2 separate regions of the Mus musculus genome follow, and region 1 is linked to region 2. The links are chromatin loops, found by intact Hi-C in ENCODE. Cell type or tissue: gastrocnemius. All regions are shown on one strand. Each heading gives the region's core, and the rest is flanking DNA. Links, peaks and the distances in the headings are about the cores only. Region 1 has its middle 3.8 kb from the start of Gm24454. Region 2 holds the start of Mir193a (microRNA 193a).

Region 1 (4,384 bases), core at 172-4,171, 180 kb after region 2:
TGATTTGCACTAGCTGGCATGGCAGGACACTCAGCACTAACGCATTTTTACTGCATTACTGTGACTTCCCACATGATTCGGACTTTATCGACTGCTTGTACAAGGTCTAGACAGCAGCCACGGGGCTCCCAGGGGCCCCTCTGCTTTCCCTGTGTATCTGCCCATCTCTGCTATTGAAAGGCTTCTTGCCTTGATGTGGCCTCTTCCATATCCAATCTTCCCTCTCTTCTCAGAGTTTCTTTCTTCTATGGCTCCCCAGAGTCCTTCTGTCCATCTTTCTTCCTTCTTTCCTTCCTTCCTTCCTTCCCTCCCTCCCTCCTTCCTTTCACTCAAGCAGAGTCTCATCTATAGACCAGGCTGACATCAAACTCTTCCCATCCTCCTGCCTCGGCCTCCCAAGTGCTGGGATTCTATCCCTACCATTGTGGTACTTCTTAAAACATTTTTATACTCAGTTAAGAAATCTTCAAATGTATAGTGTGTAAGTAAAATCCCATGAAAACACAGTTCTTAGAATAACATTTATGCTGTGTATTAAAGTCAAAAGTGATAGTCTGTTAGATATTGTTAGATATAAAATTCTAACACTGTTTGGGACATAGCTCAGTTGATAGAGTGCTTGCCCTAGCAGGCATGGAGCCCTGGGCTCAATCCCAAATGCTGCATGAAGAAGTCATGTGTGCCTGTAATCCCAGAACTCCCCAAATTAAAGTGGGAACTGAGTTCAAGGTCAACCTGAAATATCTGAAACCCTGTCAAAAGAAAAAACGGAAGGAAAGAAGGAGAGAGAAACAAGGAAGGAAAGAAGAAGAGAGAAACTTACTAACTTTTTTTTTTTTTGAAATAGTGTTTCTCTGTATAGCCCTGGCTGTCCTGGAACTCACTTTGTGGACCAGGCTGGCCTCAAACTCAGAAATGCACCTGCCTCTGCCTCCCAAGTGCTGGGATTAAAGGCATGCGCCACCACGGCCAGTGGTACTAACTTCTTAAAGATAACTTTAAAACTTAGAAATGCAGAGCATCTCACTGGCAGCCACTGGGGCCTCTGGGAAGCAGAGGCCAAGCAGGCATCAGTAGTGGAAGATCTATTGAGGACAGTGATGTCAAAAACAAAGGAGGGGGGAGTGCAGGGAAGTGGCCGCGCACATGGTTAGTCCCAGAACTTGGGAGGCTGATGCAGAGGGGATCTCTATATGTTTAAGGCCAGCCTGATCTACAGAATGAGTTCCAGGACAACTGGGGCTGCCCAGTGAAACTCTGTCTTGAAAAAAATGGAAAAGGAAAAAAAGGGGGAGGTGCAAAGTGGGACCCAGGAGAGAAAGCACACTAGATCTGATCCTGTGGAAGGAAAGGGGTGGGGTTGGGGGAGCAGGGTCAGGGCTGAGATAAGATGCAGAGCTCCCACAGCCTTGGTCAACTAGAGGCTGCTAAGATGCTTCATCCAGAGGCTCTCATCCTGGAAGGAGGGCCGAGCACCACTCTTCTATGGCTCCACGTTGCTCCCACCACCTCCTGCCCATTTGTGGTATTGTAGGCTTTGACCTCCATGTTACAATCACCTCCATCTCCAATCGGTCCAACCTTTATAAGTCCTAAGTTTACTAAATGCTATTCTATTCTTCACCTGGATCGATCACCATGCCCTGAACTCAAGGGAAATGCAATTAAACATTTCATAATTAACTGACAGTCAGTACACTCATACTGTACATACATTGTGACATACAGTACAATAACTTTTTCTTTCTGTTTTTCTTTATATTCCAAAATTTAGATGATATAATAATAATATTTTATTTTTAATTAGAAAATTATGTAATGGATATTTTAAATCAGCTTTTATAGGCTGGAGAGATGGCTCCGTGGTTAAAGAGTACTTTCTGCTCTTCCAGAGAACGGGAATTCAGCATCTACCCTACTTGGCCAGCTCATAACTGCCTATAATTCCAGCTCCTGGGAGTCTGATGCCCTCTTCTGGCTTCCTCAGGCTCCCACATGCTCACAGCATACACACCCAGAGATATACCCATATACATAGGCATACACACTGTCCATGACCCGTCCAAGATAAAGTGGAAGGTTTCTGTTGTATATATGAGGGAGTGTGGAGCCAAAGGGATCTGAGGAGTCCAGAGCAGGGAAAGAAACACAATAGAAAAACATGGCCAGCAGACTGGGTATGGCCATGGGGAGTGGCGGTGTGTGTGAGAGAGAGAAAGACAAAGCGTGTGGACAAAGGAGACTGTACTGGCTGATCTTGTGTGACAACTTGACACAAGCTGGAGTTATCACAGAGAAGGGGGCCTCCCTTGAGGAAAGGTCTCCATGAGCTCCAGCTGTAAGGCATTTTCTCAATTAGTGATCAAGGGGGGAGGGGCCAGGCTATTGTGGGCAGTGCCATCCCTGGGCTGGAAGTCCTGGGTTCTATAAGAAAGCAAGCTGAGTAAGCCAGGCGAAGTAAGTCAGTAAGCAGCATCCCTCCATGGCCTCTGCATCAGCTCCTGCCTCCAAGTTCCTGCCCTGTGTGAGTTCCAGTCCTGACTTCCTTTAGTGACAAACAGCAGTGTGGAAGTGTGTCTTGTGTCTCTCTCCCAGAAGAGGAAGCCAAGGCAGAAGGAGAGAGGAGGCCTAGGCACCAGGCAGTGGTCCTGGGATCCAGCTCAGGTCCGGGTCAACCTGATCTAAAGCCAGTAATAGCATTACTGTATTTCTTATTCGGAAGCTTCCTTCCCAACCTGCTTCTTGGTCATGATGTTTTGTGCAGGAGTAGAAACTTTGACAGAGGAAGACCAAGAGAGTGTGTAAGAGAGAACTGAGAGGAAGACAAAAAAAAGAGCACAGGATCAAAATAGCGAGAATGGAAAAAGAACAAGAAGCTGGGGAGGGGAGGCCGTGAGCTGGAGAAGTCTGAGGTAAAGGGCAGGGTGAGAAGAGCCAGGATGGACTCAGAAATGTGCAGCAGGTTCTGGTGATACCAAGGAAGCCTGGATGCCAGCATGTGCTTTGATGTGCTAATGGGCACCACAGATACCATTTGCCCCTTGTGCCAGGAAACTGGCTCCCTTGGTAGTTCCTGAGGCATACTGGCGTTTGTCTAACCACCAGGATTTGAGGAAGGGAACTGTACTTTGGACCTGACTCACATAAATAAAAATAAATTTTCAATCTTTCATTCTCTCTCTCTCTCTTTCTCTTGCTCTCTCACTCTATGTATAGTCATATGTTTGAATAACAAAAAATTACTCAATTTGCTGACTCAACAAATTGCTTCCAAATAAGAAATACAGTAATGCTATTACTAGCTTTAGATCAGGTTGACCTGGGCCTGAGCTGGATCCCAGGACCACTGCCTGGAGCCTGGGCCTCCTCTCTCCTTCTGCCTTGGCTTCCTCTTCTGGGAGAGAGACACAAGGCCTTGCAGCTTAGCACTGTTTCCTTAGCGTGAAGCAGTTACAGACTTCTGATGTAGCCACATACAACGTTAAGACAAAAAGAATAGGCTGTGGGTTTTATTGCAGAACTTAATTTTCTCATCAGTGGTCACTTTCTGGACTAAGATCGATCGCACAGCCCAGGGATGCCTCAGCCAAAAGAGGATGTTGTGAATCCTCTTTAGACTTAAGCTTCCGAGGGCAGGGACTGGAGCATTAGACCTTTAGTTCCTAACATGTGTCAGTCAGAGGCATGCAGGACTTTCTTCAAACTGCATTAAAGACACTGTGAGCAAGAGCGAGCTTGGTATTGACTCAGAGTAGAGCACAGAAGGTTTGCCGGAGTTTTCCTTTCCTGTGAGCTTCCAAGCCCTCTGTCCTAGCGTGGTGCTTTCTGTTATTGGGATAAAACGCTGACCAAAGGCAGCTTGGGGAGGGAAGGGTTTATGTCAGCTCACAGCTCAGCTCACAGTTCATCATGAAGGGAACTCAAGGCAGGAACAGTAGCAGAGGCTACGGAGGGAGCTGCTCCTGGCTCATTCCCTCCCCACCCCACCCCACCCCTGCCCACAGCTTTGCTCAGCCTGCTTTCCTACATAGCCCAGGACCTCCTGCCCAGAGCTGAGCTGGGCCTTCCTGCATCAGTCAGCAAAAAAGCAGCCGTTCCCACAGGCCAGTCTGATGGAGGCATTTTTCTCTCCCGAGGTTTCCTCTTTCCAAATGTCCCTAGCTTGTGTCAAGTTGACAGCCTCATGTTACTTTTTCCCATACTGCCTTCTGCCTAAGTGGCTAATCGTTATAATCTCAGGTCCCTCGAATTATGTATAAATTTCTCAAACCACCTTATTTATAGTTCCTCTTCTAATCAAGAAGTCGTTCTAGGAGAATCCCATGTCTAATCCCATGCAATGCAGCATCTATACACCAAATACCCAAAACATGTTTCATAAATG
Region 2 (4,384 bases), core at 213-4,212:
CCCAGAGGCCCAGACACAGGTTCTTCTTGTCCTATGCTTGGGAAGAGTGGGGGCTGGTGTGGATTGGGCAAAGCCTCCCTCCCCTGTCCCCCCCACCCCCAAATCACTGAATGTGAGCTAGATTTAGACCAGGTAGCTCTGATAGAGGATAGTCTTGTGCATAGTTGCATAGTTGTATACCCTTCCTAAAAAGTAATAGGTCACAATGACTGACACACCACACACACACACACACACATGCACACGCACGTGCGTGCACATACACACAGGGGCTGGGGGAGGAGGCTTAATAAAGACGTCAATCAAACCAGACCTACAGGAGACCTAGTGGCACAGGCTTGAAATTCCAGTTACTCAGGAAGCTGAAGCAGGAAGATTAAATGTTCACGACTACCTGAGCTACAGAAAGATACTCAAAGCCAGCCTACGGAATTTACTTAGACCCTTGTCTCAAAAAAATGTTTTAAGGGTCGAAGATACAGCTCAGTGCTAGAGTACTTGCCTACCCAGAGTGAGACCCTTGGTTCCATTCCCAATGCCATTAAAATAAGTAAATAAATAAATCTATCCTAAATGGCAGAGCAAAAAAAGAGGCTTGTAGAACTCTGGCCAAAGGCTTGGCCCTCAACCAAGGACGTTGGGACCTTCCAAACACTTACTCTGCCCACAGAAAGTCATTCAGAGACTCCTGTGCCCAGGTCAACAGTGACATTGTATAGACAAAGGTCATCAAAATCAAGTAGCAGTCAGTGCTAATGTCCTTCCCCTTTCCGCAGCTGGGTCCGGGCAAGCTGGGAGAAGTCACAGAGGGGAATACCTCTCACCTTGCCAATGTGGGAACTGAAGCCCACGGGGAGGGAATCACCTGTGGACGTCTTCGTGGGCGGTGGGGAGTGAAGAAGGTTCCACCCGTAGACAAACCTAGTGATCCTAGGGACGTTTCCTGCAGTAAACGGCCCCTCCCTGGTGTTCCTCCCTCATAAAATTATCTGGGCTAAGAGAAGACATCAAGGTAAACTGCTATATATGAGGGGTGTGTGAACCCCATGCTGCCCATGGCTATAGGTTCTTTGTAACTCTTTGTTCTCTCTGAACACCAGGTGACAGCAATACTTAAAACAATTAGATTTTAAACTGTTAGCTGCTGTTTTTTTTACTAACACTCTAAAGTGTTTTTTTTTTGTTTTTTTGTTTTTTTGTTTTTAATAACCTATCAAGGTTTGGGAAATGCTCCTTCCTATCTGTAGCCCACATTAGCATTTGCCTTGGGATGTGCTGGGGCATCAGGAGCCCTTGCAAGATGGAGCCAATAGACTGTGACAACCTTTCAGGAATCCTTCCTTTCGCTGGGTCCCTTTCTGGCCCTGGAGGCAGGACCAGTCCCACTGTCTGGCTTGACCAGTGCCTGTGCTCATCTTCCCTACAGGGCCACCCCAAGAAGCAAGGGATTCTGTCTGTTTATGGACTAGCTAGTGACGGAGAGGAGGCATTTGTCATGTAAGGAGAAGGCCAGAGCCCTAGTAACCGTCCTTCTCTAGTGTAATGTGGCCTTGCAACCTGCCTGTGGCTACCCCAAATTTGCAGAATTTCCTTTCTTGACCACCTTTGATTCCATTGATGGGATTAGCCCCCCTCCCCCAGCCATGTCCTTTGATGTGGGCAGGGGATAGCAGGAGGAGGTGCCAAGTAGCAAATCTTAACCTCTGGAGGGTTTCTCCGGATTCGGTGTCTGGGTAAACCCATTACATCCCTGTTCTTTTATCCCTCCAGGACACTGGCTCCTCTAGGCTCCTGAATCTCACAGATCCAAAGGGTCTGTCAGACATCAATAAAAGGCAGCATCACGGGCCACGCCAGGGTATCCTCACCAGGGCATCCTCCTTTCTGCCCCGGGCTCTGAAATAGTAGGGATTACAGAAGCCTGAAGCCTGCACCCATCTCCTTTAAGGGCATGGAGCCTTCTGCCCTCAAGCTTTTTCAGAGCTGTTGTCTTTTGAGCACCTGCCTCAGCGCATCTGTCTGTCCTAATCGGGGAATCTGAGTGTCACAAGCGCTCAGCCCCGCCACAGGATTTAAAGCGTGCATTGGATAGTGGGGCCAGGAAAGAGGAGATAGGAACGTAGCCAATGTCACGGTATTTTAAGTAAATGATTGCAAGATTCCACCTGAAGATAGTTAGGGAACTCAGTCTCGGTGGTTATTTGGGCTTCTCTAGGGCCCCTGGAATCAATCTTCCGCTGATTTATTTTGGTAGAAGCCTAAGGATGGTACACATCCAATTAACCCTTTGTACGCCGGCAGAGAGGTAAGAGAGAAACCGGTAGCGGGTTAGGCTTTCACCTCTACAGTTTTCGGTTACTCCCATCTGTATCGCAGCATCTCAGTCCCACCCTTAAAGGAACCCAGGTTTTCAAGAGGTTCTCTCCCTGGGAACTACACTGGGTACTTTAAATATATCATCTATTGGGGTTGCCAAGAAGCCCTCAATGGCAGGTCTGACCTAGGTTGCGGGTAGGGTGATCGAGGCCCGCTGCAGGGTGCTGCAGGGCGCTGCTCCGCGACAGTCGCGCGGCCCGAGAGCAGGGTGGCCGGCAGGGGGCTCCCGGCGCCGGTCTTCACGGGAGAAAGCCCCGGCAGCGGATCGGACCGGTCAGAGGAGGAAAGGGGAAAATTACTGAGGCTCGGGGGGCAGGAAGGGCTGCGTGACTGGGTGGAAGGCACTTGAGACTGTCTAGTCGGGTGGCTCAGATCCTCTGCCCCGGGCGATTCTGGAGAGGGACACCCCAACCCACTCCAGGGTCTTTCCGCCCAGATTGTGAGCGTGAGCCGGCGTCTCGGCCGGGGGCGGCGCCGGTGAGGGGCGGGCGGAGGGCGGACCGGGGCGGAGCGCGGTCCGCTGGGCTCGAGGAGGCTGCGCTGGGCGGGCGCTGGCCGTGTGGGTCCTCCGGGAGCCGCGGGGCGCGCAGCCTTCCTGATGTGTCACCAGCACGTGGAGCCAGATAGCGCCGAGAGAGCAAGCGAGAGGAGCCCCGCAACTTTCCGGGGACCCCGCAGCAGCGCACATGTCTTCCGGGGCGCGGCGGGGGCCCTGCGGCGATCCCTAGGTCCCGGAGCAGGTCTCGAGAGGCCGGGGACCCTCGGCCGGGAGCGCACGAAGCTGCGGGAACATTGGGGTACGTGGCGCGGGCTGCGGCCGCGGTGCGGGAGGAAGCAGCCTGCGTCGCCGCGGCTCGGTCCCGCCTCGCCGAGCTGAGCGCAGGTAACCGGGCAGCGCACCGCTGGGCCTCGCGGGCACGGAGTGTGGGCGCTGGGAAGTTTCTCGGCGTGCAGCCCTTGCGCTCGGGTGGATATGAGGCGGGGGGCGTCCGGGGGCGCTCACTCCCGGCGTCTCCAAGACTGCCCTCTCGGTCAGGGTGCGCTGCGCGTCGTGTAAACCTTCGAGGGCTGGTTTTGGAGCCCTCGGGGCCGAGGCCGGGAGGGGCAGGTGGCTTCTTTGAGAAACTGTCCTCGAGCCAAGAGCGGGCGGCGGGACTCATGCCCTGGGCAGCCCGTCGTCGGGGGACGCACGGCATCCGGAACTCCAAGACGGACGGGAGCTGAGAGCTGGGTCTTTGCGGGCAAGATGAGAGTGTCAGTTCAACTGGCCTACAAAGTCCCAGTCCTCGGTCCCCAGGACCGGCATTTTCTTCACTCTCCTCGCCGCCCGCAGCCCGCCCCTTCTTGGTCCTCGTGCGCTCCGGCTGGGCCCCCCCCTCCCATGTCCATCGGGATAGAAGCGACTGGAAAGGCGTGCGCCGCGGGATGTCTGTGCGGTTTTGGGGGGAATCTCTTGCTTCGGCAGAGAAACCGCAACGTGCTTGAATGTCCTGGGGTGGGGGAGAAAGGACGTTTTTCTTCTGTACCGGCCTGCCTTGCTGTATGGCGCCAACCTTGAGTTTGGGGGTGGGGAAGCTAGAGCCTGGTTTCTGGACTTACTCCTGGGGAGGTGGCCTCGATGCGGAGCCCAACTCCAGGTCCTAAGTGGAGTCTGTGGACACTTCTCTAACCAGTCTTTTGCCCTCTTTAATAACCCATTACTGACCCCCATCAAGTTTTATGCTGAAAAAGCCCCCCCCCCCAGTTCTATTGCTCTTAAAACTTTGCTTACCACCCCCACCCCCACACAAAATTCCATACAAAGCCCTGAAATCTCGAGTTCCTGACCTTGGTCCCTTTTGTCATTTTGTGTTGTGTGACTGTTCTAGGAGCACTTAGCAGACTTGAACTCCGTGTATGAAGGGCAAGCTGACCAATAGGGCACCTCCTGCCCCCTTCTTCCTGGCATTAGGAAATGAGAGAGGTTTCTAGAAGCTGGGAGGCTGGAGACAGAGAAACTAGGTTGGTC

The links. Peaks named below come from ENCODE experiments on the same cell type or tissue, not always from the same donor. Only the 100,000 strongest peaks of a DNase experiment are listed, where the experiment ranks them.
Region 1: a loop joins it to region 2, with 2.9 times the contacts of the local background. A loop is called at or near these places in 1 of 42 quality-filtered maps.

Annotation. Positions count from the first base shown.
Region 1 is chr11:79,887,754-79,892,137 of GRCm38, forward strand. No RefSeq gene overlaps it. Among named protein-coding and RNA genes, the nearest start is that of Gm24454, 3.8 kb to the right of the region's middle. In gastrocnemius, for the core only: a CTCF peak has its summit at 1,970 (motif pointing left); no DNase peak of the experiment used is centred there; H3K27ac peaks cover 1,753 bases.
Region 2 is chr11:79,708,371-79,712,754 of GRCm38, forward strand. Mir193a (microRNA 193a) reads left to right here and starts at 3,599; the gene lies at 3,599-3,664. In gastrocnemius, for the core only: a CTCF peak has its summit at 2,601 (motif pointing right); DNase peaks (open chromatin) are centred at 2,635, 2,857, 3,514 and 3,745; H3K4me3 peaks cover 1,896 bases; H3K27ac peaks cover 2,260 bases.